Linked DNA regions of Mus musculus: region 2 is linked to region 1. Evidence: chromatin loops called from intact Hi-C (ENCODE). Cell type or tissue: left cerebral cortex. All regions are shown on one strand. Each heading gives the region's core, and the rest is flanking DNA. Links, peaks and the distances in the headings are about the cores only. Region 1 holds the start of Rpl13a (ribosomal protein L13A). Region 2 holds the start of Pnkp (polynucleotide kinase 3'- phosphatase).

What was found. Hi-C counts contacts between places; a loop is a spot of excess contacts. Peaks named below come from ENCODE experiments on the same cell type or tissue, not always from the same donor. Only the 100,000 strongest peaks of a DNase experiment are listed, where the experiment ranks them.
Region 2: it touches region 1 in a loop (2.4-fold over the local background); 4 of 42 quality-filtered maps call a loop at or near these places.

What each region holds. Positions count from the first base shown.
Region 1 is chr7:45,124,748-45,133,376 of GRCm38, reverse strand. It overlaps Rpl13a (ribosomal protein L13A), which reads left to right and starts at 4,632. Exons shown (of 8, transcript NM_009438.5): 1 at 4,632-4,677; 2 at 5,809-5,881; 3 at 6,103-6,168; 4 at 6,285-6,386; 5 at 6,583-6,668; 6 at 6,840-6,899; 7 at 7,140-7,262; 8 at 7,345-7,814. The coding sequence starts at 4,663. The coding sequence ends at 7,431. It overlaps Flt3l (FMS-like tyrosine kinase 3 ligand), which reads left to right. Exons shown (of 9, transcript NM_013520.3): 7 at 965-1,149; 8 at 1,240-1,308; 9 at 1,946-2,188. The coding sequence ends at 1,263. It overlaps Snord35a (small nucleolar RNA, C/D box 35A), which reads left to right and starts at 6,942; the gene lies at 6,942-7,030. It overlaps Snord34 (small nucleolar RNA, C/D box 34), which reads left to right and starts at 6,709; the gene lies at 6,709-6,774. It also overlaps Snord33, Mir5121 and Snord32a. In left cerebral cortex, for the core only: CTCF peaks have their summits at 4,293 and 5,842; a DNase peak (open chromatin) is centred at 4,446; H3K4me3 peaks cover 2,443 bases; H3K27ac peaks cover 2,129 bases.
Region 2 is chr7:44,856,276-44,864,904 of GRCm38, reverse strand. It overlaps Pnkp (polynucleotide kinase 3'- phosphatase), which reads right to left and starts at 7,759. Exons shown (of 16, transcript NM_021549.3): 1 at 7,351-7,759; 2 at 6,696-6,742; 3 at 6,156-6,452; 4 at 5,103-5,182; 5 at 4,960-5,017; 6 at 4,721-4,828; 7 at 4,474-4,545; 8 at 3,994-4,042; 9 at 3,846-3,916; 10 at 3,666-3,758; 11 at 3,491-3,587; 12 at 3,344-3,405; 13 at 3,147-3,256; 14 at 2,624-2,711; 2 more. The coding sequence starts at 7,501. The coding sequence ends at 2,283. It overlaps Ptov1 (prostate tumor over expressed gene 1), which reads left to right. Exons shown (of 12, transcript NM_133949.2): 8 at 70-143; 9 at 236-293; 10 at 418-522; 11 at 1,173-1,370; 12 at 1,461-1,838. The coding sequence ends at 1,472. In left cerebral cortex, for the core only: CTCF peaks have their summits at 4,164 (motif pointing right) and 7,633; DNase peaks (open chromatin) are centred at 3,912, 4,136, 6,757, 7,663 and 1 more place; H3K4me3 peaks cover 1,982 bases; H3K27ac peaks cover 1,981 bases.

The DNA.
Region 1 (8,629 bases), core at 171-8,170:
GTTTTTGTCATCATATATTATGTATAGCAACGTCTCATGTCATCCATGTCTGCATTTCCATCACACCATGACTTTCTCCTGTGCGTCCTATCTCACTGATCCCCTTTCTCTCTCCAATGGTCCCTCTCCTTTCTTTCCTTCATATATATATGTATATATATGCACATATATATACATATACATATATATATGTATATATATATATATGTATATATATATATATATTTTTTTTTTTAAAGCCAGTTAGGCAGGTAGCCTGTAAGAGGGCACTTTACCCACGGCTAAACTTCTGAAGAAAATGTTTCTTCCTGTTTAGCAACCTTCTAATTGCTATAGATGCCCAGGAAAGGACAGGCCATTCCTTTTTATGGCCCCAGGTCACCTATCTTTGAGAAGGAGACAGAATTTCCAGTATGTTTATCTAGGGCAGTCCTGTGTACAGGGAACGTACACGGAGTGAGCATGGTTTCTGGGTAACAATACCAATAGCCATGCTCACTGTTTTCTCTTTTTTCCCCTCCCCTCTGTTTTGACGGTGTTCTTTTGAGACAGTCTGTCTCTATAGTCCTGGCTGCCTGTAGCTTGCTATGCTGACCAGGCTGAGATCCCTCAGCTTCTGCTCCTGACTTCTGGGGTTGAAGGTGTAGACCAGGATGCCCAGCCATGCTCACACTTTTTATCCCCAGTGTTGGTTTATTTTTCAGTGTTTCTTGATACATTCCTGTCAGTCCTACAACTTACTATGTAGACCAGGCTAGCCTCAAATTCACAGAGCTCTGTCTGCCTCTGCTTCCTGAGTGTTGAATTGTTAAAGGCGTGGTCTGCCAGGCCTACCTTATGCCCCCAGGTCTAGGTTTTGTTGTTAATAGGCTCCTCATGAACCACCCATCACCCGTATTCTCCAGGACGTTCCACGTTTGCGCTGATGAGCCCCCTCAGTTACCTGCTTCTTCTCTCTCCCCAGACTCCTCCACCCTGCTGCCCCCAAGGAGTCCCATAGCCCTAGAAGCCACGGAGCTCCCAGAGCCTCGGCCCAGGCAGCTGTTGCTCCTGCTGCTGCTGCTGCTGCCTCTCACACTGGTGCTGCTGGCAGCCGCCTGGGGCCTTCGCTGGCAAAGGGCAAGAAGGAGGGGGGAGCTCCACCCTGGGGTGAGCCTAGAGCCTAGAGTCCAGGGCGGCTGGATGGAGTGGGTGGCGAGGGATGAGGGGGGCAGGTGGCTGACCTTGTGGGGGCCTCAGGTGCCCCTCCCCTCCCATCCCTAGGATGCGAGCCTTGTGCATCGTTGACTCAGCCAGGGTCTTATCTCGGTGAGTCTTCCACTTATACTGGAGCCTGGAACAGCCAGGCTTGGGGGTCAGTCCAGGATTTGGGGAGCTGTCTTATTGTCTCTCACAGGAGGGGCGGGGATTCAGGGGAGTGGTGTGTATGTCAGGGGCAGCACGGTCTTGACTAAGTGTCCAGTGTGACAAGCTCAGGGGTTCGGCAGCTCCGACAATCGTAAGCTGTGGAGAGCCGGGAAGGCTTGTGAGAGAGCCTGCTGTGAGAATGAGCAAGGGGGCAGAAGGCGGGTGCCCTGCCAGCACCCGTATTTTAGAATATGATGTGTCTTACACTTGTAATACCTCTCGTGTGGAGGTTACACCTGTAATCTCAGCCCTTGGGAGCCCAGAGCAGGATTGCTGAATGGTCTGGCCACTCTCCACTACAAGGTGAGTTCAAGGCCATTGTGAAATACACAGCCAACTCGTCTCCTGTCTCAAATAAACAAACAAAAACTCTCAGTTAAGTGACACTTATTTTTTTTTTCAGATGAGGTCTCAATATGTTGCCCAAACTGACTTTGAAAACCTCGATGCACCTTCCTGCCCCACAAACTTCCAAACAGCTGGGCTTACGGGCATGCTATATACAACAAGGCTTTCTTTTCTTCTTTCTTGGTGCTAGAGTTGGGAACCAAAACAAGGAACAAGCTAGGCAAGTGCTGTGCTGAGTTACATCCCCAGCCCAGAGGACACACTGTCTGGGTATGGCGATGGACACTGTAATTCCAGTGCTTCTGGATTGGACATGCTGAAACTGGAGGATACTGACTTTAAGAAAAACAGAAAGGAAGAAGGGGGGTGCGTTGTAGCCCTGTGTGGTTGCTTTTGTCACCTCCACCCCTTAAAATAAAAGCAACTGCTGGGTATGGTGCTGCGTGCCTGGAATCTCAGTATTCAGGAGGCTGAGGCAGAGGGATCAAAACTTCAAGGCCAGCCTGGGCAACTTCAGGAAATGTGTGTCAAAATAACAATGAAAAGCAGAAATGCTGGAACTGGAGCTTAGTGGCAGGATCCCTGCACATGTAAGACTATGGCTCCTAATCGGGGCGTGGTGGCGCACGCCTTTAATCCCAGCACTTGGGAGGCAGAGGCAGGCAGATTTCTGAGTTCAAGGCCAGCCTGGTCTACAGAGTGAGTTCCAGGACAGCCAGGGCTACACAGAGAAACCCTGTCTTGAAAAAACAAAAAGCAAATGAACAACAACAAAAACCAATTAGATTGTTTACATTTTTTAAATTTAAGTTTTTAAATTTTGTGGTTTCCCATTTCTGGGCTTGTTTCTGAAACACACAGCCATAGTGATACATGTCTGTAAAACCAACTCTATTTATTAGTTTTTGAGATAGGGTCTATGTAGCTCCGATGGCCTGGAATGTGGGTGCAATCCTCCGGTCTCTACCTCTGGAGTGCTGGGGTCACAGGTGTGTTCTACCACACCTGAAAGTAATTCATCTTTTTAAAGAAATTACACCAGACCCCCCCCCCAATAAATTGAAAAAAATTACACATGGGGAGCAGGCAAAGTGTATTATGGCACCTGTATATAAGTCAGAGGACAACTTGTGGGTAGCTGGTTCTCTCCTTTCACCATGTTGGTCCCAGGGATGGAACTCAAGTGGTCAAACTTGGCAGCAGAGGCCTTCTTTACCCATTAACCCAGCTTGAAGGCCAAGATCTGGTTTCTTTTAAAACGGGGTCTCACTTAGCTCTATCTGACCTGGAACTGACTCTGGAGACCAGGTTGGCTGGGAACTCAAGAGATCGACCTGCTTCTGCCTCCTCCGAGACAGGTGAGCCACCAGGCCTGCCCCTAAAACCTCCAAAAAAAAAGACATGGAGCAAAGTTTGCGGTGTAAATCTGTCTGTATTCCTTAGCACTCTGGAGAAGAGGCAGAAAGATCAGGGATTCTGGGTTATCTACTGTTACATAGAAGTCCGAAGCTAACCTAAGAGGGGGGGGAGGGGAGCGGCGAGGGGCTGGGCTGGGGGCGTAGATCAGTGGTAGAGTGTCACGTGAGAACTCCAGTCCTCAGGGACCATTGATCACCCCCTTTTACAGAGGATACTGAGGCGAAGCAGGAGTCACCCGACAGACACAGCCTGGACACACAGACATTTGGGTGGAGACTAGCCCCCTTTTGGACCTCACTGCTCCGACCCCGCCAGCTCTTTGCCGAGGATGGAGACATCACAACTCACCAAAAGTCCCACTCACCCCATTCTTGCCCCCATGTACTTGTATATAATTTTTTTTTTTTTAACCAGCTCATCCGGGTCTGTCTGTGGATAGGACAGGGAATAGGTGCACCTTTTAGGTTTCAAAATCTTGGTTTGTTGGCTTTCCAGAAGCTGAGGCAGGATCTTAAATTTAAGGTCAGCCAGGATTGCAGAAATCTTACGTCAGAAACCCAAACCAACGACAAAAGATTCTATTTGTTTTCCGAGGCCTCCAGTAGCCCAGGGTCAGCACAGGGCACGCCCCATGGGAATTTGATGTGCAGACGCAACTCAATTCCCCAAAACCATAGCCCCAAAGTGTAACAAGCAAGCAAACGGTGCTGGCACCTACAGGAGGACTCGACTCAGGCTCGGCTGGTTAGGGAGGTTTTCAGGACAAAACGAGTCTTTGATAGCCAACAGTCTTTTGGTTAGTTATTTCCCTTCGGAGGCGGGCGGTTAGAGGCGCACAGACGGGAGGGCAGCGCGGACAACAGTCACGGAAACAAAGGCCTTTGGGGATAGAAGCGAGTGAGGGCGTCTGCGTCTCGGGACCCTCAAAGCCCCTCATTCACCCCATCCTCCTCCATCCAGGAAGGCTTCCTCCACCCGTTGGAAGGCTTCCTCCACCCGAGACTCCCAGGTTCAGGACAGCCAGCGATGGTCAGCCCACTGTGGGGTTGAGGGGAGGGACCGCTGCACGAGCAGCTCTGAAGGGCCGACAGGGACTATGCTCGCCCCCTCATGGACACCACATGTTCTGCAGCCGCCATCACTTGATGGGAGTAATGGCGCTGCACATGGCAGACACCGGAACGGAGAAGAGCGATCCCTTCAAATATGGCGGCTGCGGCTTGGCCGGCATTGTACGGCTGAAGCCGCTCCGAAACCCACGTGACATCCCGCCCCGCACAGTCATGGCCGCCAAGAGCCAACTCAGGCGACATTCTGATTGGACAAAATAAAAATGGCCCGCCTCGATAGACGCGCACTCACCGCTTCGACCAATTAGAAGACGGAAACTCTTCGGTTCGAGCCGTCTGCGTCACTTCCTCCGCCCCTGCAGCAAGGGATAAGAAACCCTGCGACAAGACCTCCTCCTTTCCCAGGCGGCTGCCGAAGATGGCGGAGGGGCAGGTTCGGACTCTGCGCGCGCCGGGCGGTGTGGGGTCGGGTGGGTGCCAGGCGGGAGCGCAGTGAGGGGCCACTGCTCCCCGCCGCTTGTGCGATGGGACTTAGCAAACGTCTCACGCGAGGGGACTGTGTAACGGGCGTAACAAGCCGCGGCTGCCTAGGTATGGGGCGATGGAAATGCAGCGGGTTTTCTGGGGAAGACGGGAGTGGGGCTGGGGTTCCAACACCAGAAACAACTTTTACAGGTTGTAATCTCAGGCGTTGGGGTGCGGGGAGCTTGCAATCTCTCATGCCTGGTGTATGTATGTAAGATAAGGAGAAACTGTCGCAGGCTCCTGCTTTGCATGACTTTAGGGCACCGGATTCCTGTAACATCTGATCTGAAGGCTTGTAGGCCTTTTGAGGGTGTTTTCGGTGTTCTTCAGAATTGGGGAGATTGATAAGACAGACTTTAAATATTACTTATTCACCCGACTGAAGCAGGAACCTCTTCATTTTGAGGCTGGTCAGGAATTGCCTGTACCTTCCTCCTGACTTTAGATTCCTTGACAGGTTGCTGCTCAGGAAGTAAATGGTGCTGTTTGGGACAGTTTTGCCCTTTAAAAAGAACTTGGGAAGTTCCGGAGACCCTCCAGTAACAGCAATAAACAGGGTGGCTGTGGAATGGGCTTCTTCTGTAGTTTGGGTTGGGATGCAGACATGTGCCTCCATGCCTGAGACGGGATTTAGCTTTGTAATCCAGTCTGCACTGCTCAGAATCACAGGACGATGTGTGCTTAGCTAAATCGGGTTCTTTTGAGTGCATATAAGAAAGGTTCTGCTTGAGCATCTGAGGATCCGATGAAAAGTTACAACAGGCTAAAGTCTGAAAGCAGGTCTGGTCAATTTTGGAGTGAACGGTGTGCCACTGGATCCCAGCTATCCTGGGATTTGAGGCCTGGAAGGGTTAAATGAAGTTCCATTTTAAAAAATCAACTTATATACACAATAGGAATCCTATGCCTGCTGAGGCTTTGTTAGTACTATAGTGGCCCTTTGGGACACTTGCTTCATCTGGGTAGTAGGCATCCTGACGGGTTGCTAACCTGGAATAGGGGAAGCCAAACTGTTTCCTAAGCATTCTTGTTTCCACAGGTTCTGGTATTGGATGGCCGAGGCCATCTTCTTGGCCGCCTGGCGGCCATTGTGGCCAAGCAGGTACTTCTGGGTAAGTTTCATTCACCATTTACCTTTGCCTGGGAGTCCATGATGAGCAACACTCACCATCTTTCGTTTGAGTCTCACGACTGTGAGATCAACCCATGCACCGCTCTGAGACTCGCCAGCCCCTGCTTTCTTGGGACCCCTGGCCTAAAAATACTTTTGGAGCAAGAGATCTGCCTTCCAAGAGGCTTTGCTGACTAATCTCCAACTCCCTGTTAACTCTAGGCCGGAAGGTGGTGGTCGTACGCTGTGAAGGCATCAACATTTCTGGAAACTTCTACAGAAACAAGTGTGAGTTAGGGCTGGGGCAGTGGTCTTCAGGCGGGCTGTTGCCTTGCTCCTGGACAAGCAGGCTATCTGCTCTGCTCTTGGGTCCAAGGGTGCCTCACATACTTTTGTCCTGACAGTAAAGTATCTGGCCTTTCTCCGGAAGCGGATGAATACCAACCCCTCCCGAGGCCCCTACCACTTCCGAGCCCCCAGCCGCATTTTCTGGCGCACTGTGCGAGGTGAGTTGGTGATGTGGTGACATGTAGGACAGGGTAGGCTCTGGCAGCTTGTGATGAGACATCTCCCACTCATGTTCGAGTTGCTCGACTATGAGATGACTCTACATGCACTACCATCTGAGGCTGTTCTAGCCCTTGCCCTGGGGTCAGACGGGGTTCTCAGCACCTCTGATGAGGCCCGCTGTTACCCCCACAGGCATGCTGCCCCACAAGACCAAGAGAGGCCAGGCTGCCCTGGAGCGCCTCAAGGTGTTGGATGGGATCCCTCCACCCTATGACAAGGTGAGCCTTGCAAGCCTAGCCTTACAGCCTCTGCGTCCAGCGTCTGTGATGTTCTGCTATTACCTACATTGTTTGAGCCTCATGAAAACCCCACTGGCTGAGACGCCTACCCTGCTGGCCTTCTTGCTAGGTGTTCCCAACAGGTCTCTGAGCATCTCTTTCTCTCAACAGAAAAAGCGGATGGTGGTCCCTGCTGCTCTCAAGGTTGTTCGGCTGAAGCCTACCAGAAAGGTAAGCTCTAGGTTACAGGTTAGGCTTGTGAGCCTCAAGACTGGCACATGATGTTCTTATTCTCACGATGGTCTTCGGATGCCACAGTTAGGGCAGTGCCGATAATGCCAAAGGCTAAGCTGATGCCAGGAGGGCTCCCGTGCTGGGGATGAGTCCTTGAAATAGGGTCCCTAGGCCCTCCGGCTCACCCTTGTGCTGCTGGGGCACATTCCATGTCCTTACAGCCTTGTGCCTCTGCAGTTTGCTTACCTGGGGCGTCTGGCGCATGAGGTCGGGTGGAAGTACCAGGCAGTGACAGCCACTCTGGAGGAGAAACGGAAGGAAAAGGCCAAGATGCACTATCGGAAGAAGAAGCAGATCTTGGTGAGGACGGACACTGAGATCCAGGATTAGGGGGGCGCAGGTGAGAAGCAACCGCTCTGACATGTGTCTTTTCACACCACAGAGGTTACGGAAACAGGCAGAAAAGAATGTGGAGAAGAAAATCTGCAAGTTCACAGAGGTCCTCAAGACCAACGGACTCCTGGTGTGAACCCAATAAAGACTGTTTGCCTCATGCCTGCCTGGCCTGCCCTTCCTCCGCCGCCAACTAGGGAAGTGGGGACCAAAGGTTCCTTAGGCACTGCTCCTGTGGGTAGAGGGGACATTAGAGAGCTGACAGCGCACCACCTGCATGAGTTTTTATTAAAGTGCAAACCATGGGATGAATCAGTTGAGCTTCAGTGTTGAAAATGAGTAGCAGGGCTGCCCCACCCACCTGACCAAGTACCCTATTCTGCAGCTATGAAAATGAGATCTGCACATGAGCTGGGGTTCACAAGTGCACACTTGGAGCACTGCCTTGCTCCTTCCCAGCAGACCACAAAGCAGTATTTTTCTGGAGGATTTTATGTGCTAATAAATTATTTGACTTAAGTGTGTACGATGTGTGCTGTGCAGAGAGGGGCAGAGGGCACCAGCAGGTCATCTGCATGGGGGGCCCCTTTGGGTGAATCCTTGCTCACGGGATAGGCTTTGTTGCTCAAAAGTTGCAGATATACATCTTGGGTCCTGTCCTAGATGGTGTTACTGTAAGTCAGCACCAAGATACAAGAGCTGGTACCTGGACTGTAGGAGGTCAGGCCATGACACAAAGGCTGGGACTAAAGGCATTTACCACGCCTGAGTCTTCTGGTTCTTTAAACATCAAATCCTTCCGGGGGCTGGCGAGATGGCTCAGTGGTTAAGAGCACAGACTGCTCTTACGAAGGATCCGAGTTCAAATCCCAGCAACCAAATGGTGCCTAACAACTATCCATAATGAAATCTGATGCCCTCTTCTGGAGTATCTGAGAACAGCTACAGTGTACTTACATATAATCTTAAAAATGCTTCCCATGTTAACCACCACTAGAGTTTTTATTACAGCTAGCTGACCTGGAAGCCAAGTCCTTATGCCTCCGTGAGTGCTGGGGTTAAAAAGATCCAGCACCACTCAAAATGTCAATCTATTTTGAAAATATGCTTTATACTGTTCTAGCCCATCTGTGCAGGGCTAGAACGGTGAATACGAGAAACTGACACAAGCTTTTGCCACCTGGCTAAATGGTTCCTCTATTACCTGGGGTGGTCACCTAAGGTTAGACACTCATCCACGAGTAGTCAGGACATAAACCCATCAAAGTGTGGGTAGACGCGCAGCCTGAGATACTGTCAACAAAGGACATGCGACCTTGGTGACGTCGGCCTTT
Region 2 (8,629 bases), core at 443-8,442, 270 kb after region 1:
CCGGGGGCTGTGTGGGCTGTTGGCCCTAAGCTGCCCTCCCCTGAAGTGCCTTCTCGCTCTGCCCCAAAGCCCAGGCCTGAGCCCAACAGCCGGTCCAAGAGGTGGCTGCCATCCCACGTCTATGTGAACCAAGGGGAGATCCTGTGAGTGCCGGGGTGCCGCCGGGTGGGCGCATTGGCAGTGCCGGCCCCCTGGGGGAGGACTGCTGACTGATGCCTGCTGTCTTGTGTGGCAGGAGAACAGACCAGTGGCCTCGGAGGCTCTTCATGCAGCTCATTCCGCAGCAGTTGCTGGTGAGGGGTCAGGGGATGCCAGGCTGGGGGTGGGCCAAAGACCCTGTGGTGGGCTGGTGCAGAGGGCTGCCTGGCTTCCCCAGCAAGCTAGGGTTCCATAAAGAAGCCCTTGGCCTTCCCCCAGACCACCCTCGTGCCACTGTTCCGGAATTCACGCCTGGTACAGTTCCACTTCACTAAGGACATGGAGACTCTGAAGAGCCTTTGCCGGATCATGGACAATGGCTTCGTGAGTGGAGGGCAGCAGCCAAGGAGACAGACTAATGCAGCTGCTTGTGGAAGCTGTGGTGGGGCCTCTGCCACACCTATGCAGCTAGGATGTCCTGTACCCTTATACCCCAGGGCCTCCTGTGTGTTTGCATGCACCATCCCACCCGGTCCTCATGCCCGGAGTATGGCCTCCACTGGAGAACTGAGGCAGCGGGCTTGTCAGTCCTTGGAGACACTTGCTGTACCAGATAGGCCCCAGTGGAGAGGGCCCTGCCCGAGAGGCAGACTACTAACCGACGCACAGTTCAGCTTGGCCCAGAATTCCCAGGGAACTTAGGAGGCCTGGAGCCCCCAAGATCTAGATCCACCAGCTCTGGGGCTTCAGTTTCCCTGTCAGTAGGTGAACCCAGAGCTGGAGGTAGTGAGGCACCTCAGGACCTTGGGGAGCCCATGGTTAGTGACGGTTAAACTGCAAGGGTCTGAGCCTTGTGGGTCTTGTCTCCAGTGTAAGGAAATGAGGCTTGTCCAGGGTGGGGCTCTGTGCCCGGCAGCCCGAGCTGGGATGCTGTGGACCTCGGGGCCAGCTGCCTGGGGTCCAGCTGTCCGCAGATGGGCTGGCCGGCTTGTGGCCGAGGGTGAGTGAGTATCCTGACTCGGGCCTGCTGTTAGGCGGGCTGCGTGCACTTCTCCTACAAGGCATCGTGTGAGGTGCGTGTGCTCATGCTCCTGTACTCCTCGGAGAAGAAGATCTTCATCGGCCTCATCCCGCACGACCAGAGCAACTTTGTCAACGGCATCCGTCGCGTCATCGCCAACCAGCAGCAGGTCCTGCAGCGAAGCCTGGAGCAGGAGCAGCAGCAGCGAGGGGTGAGGCCGGCTCCGCCATCGTCCCTCCCTCGCTGGGCCCTGCCTCTGGGTGCTCACTTCTGAAACCTCCCCTGGCTTCTTCCTCTGCAGATGGGTGGCTAGAGGATGCCTGGGCTGGGCGGGCCACAGTCCCAGACGAGGCCCCAGTGGAGACTGGTGAGCAGCACTGTGTCCGTGGGAAGCAGCAGGGTGGCCCTGGCCTGAGAGAGACCTGCTGCATGCGTCACTGCCTCCTGCTACCAATATCCCTGGGGAGGAATGGGTGCCAGGGCCACAGCTTAATACTGGGGAGTAGGGTGCAGTTTCACTAGTAGAAGCCACCCCTCCTCCTGCCTCCCAGGTCAGCTGCTTCTGAGCAGGGGCTCCTGGCGACTGTACCTGCCCAGCAACCTGGAGGACAGCGTCCTGAGGTCTCCCAAGGATGGTCCTTGCCCCTGTATGTTTCCCTAATAAAGCCTTTTAACCCACTTGCTGTCCCTCCCTGCTTGTGTCGTTAAGTTACACAGTGTGGGTTGACCCCCAACACAGCTGCTAAGTCTTGAAGTTCGGGGGATGTGTGATGTTAGACCATCTCTAAGTAGACGGAAAAGCAGGCTCATCAGGCTAGTTACCCACATGACAGCCTTTCTTTGACACATTATTATAATCTTCCTGTACCTGGTCAAATTTAACATCCCCAGACTCCAGTCTCGGGTCCAGTGTCCCACAACTGGGTTCTGAAACCTGGTGCTGGCTGGTGAGTCACACCACAAAATGGCTGTGGCTGCTCAAGCCCCCAGGCCAAGTATGCCAGATACACAAGAGCCCACTTGGAAGCCCAAGCTCAATGCAGGATGCCGTGGCACCTGTTTTGCCTCCCACAACCCCAGCAAGATGGCTGTGCACAGAGTGGCACCAGTGTTTATTGAGGGCTCAGCCCTCGGAAAACTGGCGGTACAGTCGCTGCAGTGCCGGGTCCAGATGCTCCTGTAACCGGAATGGAATCTCAAGGATCTCCAGGAAGCCTTCAGCCAGTGTGGGCGGCTCAAACTGCTTCCTGCGGGATGGGGGTGTGAGGCTCTGTACCCCACCTCCCCCACCCCCTCCAGAACCCCAGAACCCCCGAACCTGTAGCTAAACATGACCATGTCCGACACAGGTGCATGCGAAGGGTCGGTCATCTCACGAAACTGCAAAATGGCACAAAAGTCAGAGGGTGCAAGGCTTAGATGAGGGGAGGGCTAGGGTGGGATGGGGCCTGGAGAGTGGCTCACCCTGTTGTTGTGGCGTGCCTGCTCTATTGTAGCACAGAAGTTGAAACAGCGGCAGGGCACACCTGCATCTTTGGCACATTGGATGTACCTGTGGAGGCAAAACAGCTGTCACTGACGCCTAGTACACACAGTGCTCCCCTAGTACACGCAGTGCTCCCCTAGTACACGCAGTGCTCCCCTAGTACATGCAGTGCTCCCCTAGTACACGCAGTGTTCCCCTAGTACACGCAGTGCTCCCCTAGTACACGCAGTGCTCCCCTAGTACACGCAGTGCTCCCCTAGTACACACAGTGCTCCCCTAGTACACACAGTGCTCCCCTAGTATGTGCAGTGCTCCCCCAGTATACTCAGTACTCCCCTAGTACACGCAGTGCTCCCCTAGTACGTGCAGTGCTCCCCTAGTACGTGCAGTGCTCCCCTAGTACACGCAGTGTTCCCCTAGTACACTCAGTGCTCCCCTAGTACACGCAGTGTTCCCCTAGTACACGCAGTGCTTCCCGAGCCCACCATGAGTTTCCAGTACCTGGCCCGACTTGGGACATCTGGGTTGGTGTTGTCAATCACGACTCGCTTCCCCTGCCTCAGTGCCGCCTGGCATGAGCTCACACAGCGCTGCCACGAGCCCAGCGTGTCCTGTGGGACCCAGGGCAAATAACAAGTCAGTCTGGGGAGTTCCCATCCTTGAACGGTGGCGGGGAGGGGAGGTGCAGTCCCACTCACCCTGTTCACATGGACGTAGCCAGCTGACACTAGGTGCTCCTGGATGAAAGTGGACTTGCCGGCTGTGGGGGCAGTAGAGTCATCAGCTAGTGCCTAGGACCCAAGTGAGTGCCAGGGGGAGCCAGAGGTCAGGCTGTGGCATCTCACCCCCAGGGAATCCTACTGCGACCACCACCTCTGGGTTGGGGCTCAGGAGAGAGCTGGACTCTGGAAGGTAGAGGGGCCCAGCACTGGAGATAGTCCTCTGGCAGGGGAACAAAAAGGGGGCGTGAGACCAGGGAGCTCACAAGGGCCTCTCATCCCCTTCTCTTTTGGGCCTCACCGGGTCGAAAGCTGGAAGCTCAAAGCGGGCAGCCGGCCACTTAAGGAAAAACTCTTCCGGAGTGGCAAAGGGCAGGCCGACGTTAAGGGCGAACTGAGGAGGGAACGCAGGGGTTAGGTGGGTGCAGAGGTGCAGTGAGGGTGTCACACGGACAGGGCGGGGCACAGACACCAGGCTTACCAGGCGGTCTGCACAAGAGAAATCCTTTTTTTTCCTCCCCGGTGCCCAGTTGGCTAGGCGCCCTGCTGCATCTGTAAGGGAAGGGCAACCCTGTCCAACACTGAGCTCTGAGAGGGTTCCTGAACCCCTAGAAGCCTGCGCCTCTTACCTCCCACGAAGACACTGTCCTCTACCGAGATGGGGATGCCCTCGTTGGCCTACAGAGAGAGGCAGTGAGAAGTCCAGCCCACAGGATGGGACAGCAGAGGGGCTGGCTGGACCACACACCAGGGCATTGCTGCTGAGTGTCTCGCTTGCTCCCCCAGTTGCCTCCAGAGGGCGCACATCCTGCAGCAGCCCACACTGCCTGCTCTTCCAACTTGTGGCCCTAATCAAGGTGGGCCTTCCTGGATCTGTAAGCTCCTATCTGTGGGCCACTTCCTTCTCAGCCTGTTTCCCATGTCCCTGCTACCTACCAGACCCTCCCCCTTAGCCCTGAGCATCTCTGTTTACCTAACACTGCCTAGGACCTCACAGAGGCTGGACCTGGTTACCCCGTGCCCCCAGCACCTCTAGGCATTTCCAGTGGCCACCCGTGTGGTGAGGGGAAGGCTGGGACAGACAGTATAAAAGGCAGGAGGGCGCTCACCTGCTCCTGCAGATGGTCCCACATGCCACTCACTGGCTTTCGGTTTAGACCTGCATGTGTTGCCACCAGCACCTATGGAGGTAGCCAGGCCACAGTGTTCTTAGTGCCTGTCCCCTTGGGATCTCAGAGAACAGCTCCTGTCAGCATGATCCCAGCCAAGGCTTCCCCCCGCCCACCCCCGATGCATTGGCACGTTCTCTCTGGGTCTCTGTCCCATATAGTCCCTAAGTGTCCCTTCTGGCCGTACCTGAAATGGGACCCCTAACTTCTCCAATACAGCTTCCACCTTGCCCTTGAACACCTCTGCTGGCAGCTTGCCTCGCCCGATGCCCATTTGGTTGGTGAAGATTACCAACTGGGGACAGACAGGGACACACTGGAGCCCTGTCTCAACCCAGGCATGTGTATGCATGTGTCCGCGCACACACACACACACACTCACACACACGCGCACACACGCACACACAGGCTCCCACACCCACACACCTTGTAGCCTTCAGCAGCCAGCTCCTGGAGCTTCTTTGGAATCTCTGGGTACAGAATCCTAAGGTGGACGGGAAGTAGCAGGTGACTTGTGATCTAAAGAACTCTGGGCACCCAGCCCAGCCGCCTCCCATGTCCCACCTCACCTCCAGTCACTAGGGCTAGTGGGGAAGACCTTTCCAGAGCGGGTGGTGATGAGGGTCCCATCTAGGTCAAAGGCAGCCACCTGGTATCACCAACAGGGACAACAATACTGTCACCTCTGACCTTCCTTACAGGCTTACTGTCTTCCTTTTCAAGTCAAGGGTTTCTCTGTGTAGCCTTGGCTGTCTTGGAACTCACTCTACAGACCAGACTGGCTTTGAACTCACAGAGATCTGCCTCCCTCTGCCTCCCAGGTATAGGGACTGAAGGCGTGTACCTGGAGACACCAGCCTTTAAATACCAGTATTATCCTTCTGTGTCCTCTGCCCTCCACTTCCAGTTTGTTTGTTTTTTTTTTTTTAGTAGGAACCAGTGTCTCACAAATCCTTTTTCTCTGAGCATCTCCTTGGAGAACTAACAGCCCAGAAGGAGCAAAGGGCTTTGTTGGAAGAGTTGGAGAGATGGCTCAGTGGTTAGACTCAGTGGTTAGGAGCACACAAATGTCAGATGGCCCATAACTGCCTGTAACTACAGCTCCAGGGCACCCAATGCTCTGTGGCCTCTGCAGCCACCTGCATACAGTACACAGAAAATCATGCAGGCTCATATCAATTCTTTTTTTTTTTTTTTTTTGATTTTTGTTGTTGTTGTTTTTTTTTTCGAGACAGGGTTTCTCTTTATAGCCCTGGCTGTCCTGGAACTCACTTTGTAGACCAGGCTGGCCTCGAACTCAGAAATCCGCCTGCCTCTGCCTCCCGAGTGCCAGGTCATATCAATTCTTAAAAAAACAAACCTCACTGTTGGCTGAGTGGCCACAGGAAACTAGGCCGTGAATTTTCTGTGGCCTCATTTCAGAGTGATCCAAGAAAGGTCACCACTGATTACAGGGCCTGACCTGTACCCTGTACCTCAGTGGTGGCGGCACCACTGGGGTCTCAGTCTTCTCTGCACAGAACAGTTGAGGCTCAGGAACTTTGATAAGACTAGCTCAGGGCTGCACAGGAAACTTTACATTAACTGGCTAGCCTGGGTGGCAGCAGGGGTGGCGGCCTCACCTTGCCCTGGGGCTTCACCCCAGACGCTGTGAACACCAGTAACTTCTTTAAGCTCTCCCAGCCAAGAGAGGATTTCCGAACTCGCTTTTTCTGAGGCTCAGTATCCTCTCCCTCCTCCGGATCCCCAGGAGTGTCTGGTGGAGCATCTGGCTGGGATCCTGATGTGCTGAGCTCTTCCCAACGCAGGGTCAGGGGATATAGGCCATTAACCAGATAAAGGACATCCCCCAAGCTTAGAGAGCCAGACAGTCCTGGCTTCAACTCCTGGACCCCAACAGTTGACGGGTTAACACCCAGCTGCAGACAAAGGAGGAGCTAGGGTTGGCACCACCCCGCCCCACCAAATCCAATACCTTAGCTCCCAATCAATTTTTAATCTTCCCACCTATTCACTTCGTGTGGCCAGTCAGAACTTTGAAAGGTTAGTGGCTTCTAGTCTGGCACGGTGTTAAAGCGGAAAGCTGACCAGCCTTCTGAAGGGTTGTCATCTACCCGGCCCCTCTCCCAAGTCCTTGCTACCCGCTGCCAAGACACTGGTACCTGTTTCACTGCCACTGTCCGGCTTTCAGGGTCTGCAATCAGCTCCACTGAGGGTAAGGGGGTGGAGTCAGGGTTTACATCACGTACAGGGGCGTGGCCAACTACAGTCTACTACTAGGACTTAAGTAAGAGAGGCACTTTCTCCCTAGGACTTAAGTAAGAGAGGCACTTTCTCCCTTCCTTCCTCAATCCCCCAACACAGGTAGCCCAGGATAGCCTTGAACTCGCTACATACTAGCGGCTGGGCTTGAACTGATTCTCATGCCTCTACCACCCAATTCTCTGGATGACAGGGGTGTCTGCCCCCCCCCCCCCCCCCCGAGCCAGTTTATTCCTCAATAATAACAGGTACTTCGGAGTCCCTAGGATTGCTAGAGACACGGACTTGTCCAGAACAGGTATTTTTTTTATCTGTAGGGTCTGCTTTGTCCCATGAGATACATGGGGTAGACCGAGGTCTTGGGCATGGCTTGATGCATCACCGCCTGATGTAGCCTGCCCAGCGACCGTCTCTCTGTTGTCCTTCTCCCCTCCGGTGACAATCTCCCAGATCCTCTCTGTCCCTCCCATAATGCCTCGTCTTGCTTCTGGCTAGGCATAGGCTCCCCTGCTTCCTTCCAATCCCACTCTGCAGCAGTTCCATTCCCGTGCCCACCTTGGTTTCGGGAGCACTTCCGGTCCGTCACTTGGGTCAGGGGTCCCCGACCGAGGACCAGGGCTTGGCCATCCGACGGCAGGAATATAGGGGGCGGCCCACCGGTGGGGCTCTGCAGCCACAGGCGGCCCCGGGATCCAAGCTGTGACATCCTCGGATGCTGTGAAGGGGAACAGAATCACAGTGGAGCTTGCTCAGCAGCCGGCAACCCACCCGCCACCGGAAGTTCTGCTTTCCCAATGCGAGCCACACCGGAAATTCCGCCCCTTGCCCATGGGCGGGTTCGACGTTTCCCAAGCTACCACAACGGTTCCAATGCGCAGTGAGGATTGCATATAGGTAGAGTCACTTCTGAATTCATTCCAAAGCTCATCTATGCTATGGGAAAGACTGTTCGAAAATTTGGCTCCTCCCACGGCGCATGCGCAGTCCTGACTCGCTTGAGGCGCTCTGAGCCAGAGCGGATAGGGGTCACTCGCATCCATAGTCACTTGATCCCTACGCTAGAGTTACTTGTTTTTGTTTTGATTTTCTTGTATGTATGTATGTATGTATGTATGTATGTATGTATGTTTTAGTGAGACAGGTTCTCAGGATGTAGCCTTGTTAAAATTCTTTCCTAGGCATGGTGGCACATGAGTTTAATATTAATCCTAGTACTTGGGAGGCAGAGGCAGGCAGAGCCCAGCCTGGTCTACATAGTAAGATTCTGCCCCCACCGCAAAAATAAAATAAAGAGGAAGTTGCTCTCCTGGGGAAGACCTAAAAAATGCCTACCCTTCTCCAAAGGCCTGAAGTATATATAACCTGAAATATGATTCCACCACAGAGCATTCTGGGGAAGCCGACTATATTGGGCTTGCAGAGCATAGGTGGTGGTGGTTGTGTTGCTACCTGCAAAAAAACACACGGGGCAGTTTTCATCTAGCAGAAATGAAGCCTCATTTCATACTGCACAGACAGAGCCCTTCCCTTCCCTTCCCCCTCACCAGTATCCTCTAGCCCCTCCCCAAACCACAGGCAACTAGGGCAAAATTGCATATAGTTGCTTGTGAGGAACAGCTGGGTACTAAGGTCAGGGTCCCATGACCTTGCCTCCCCTTCTATGAGCGAAATCAAAAAGTCCGGCTGCAGTTATCTTTCAGCCCAGACAAGTTTTTTTTTTTTTTTTTTTTTTGGCGTGTATGTTAATCCACCATACACCCAAACTGGGCTCAAATTTCGGGATCTGTCTGTCTTCCAAATATTAGTATTAAAATAGAGCTCTACAGACAGGTTG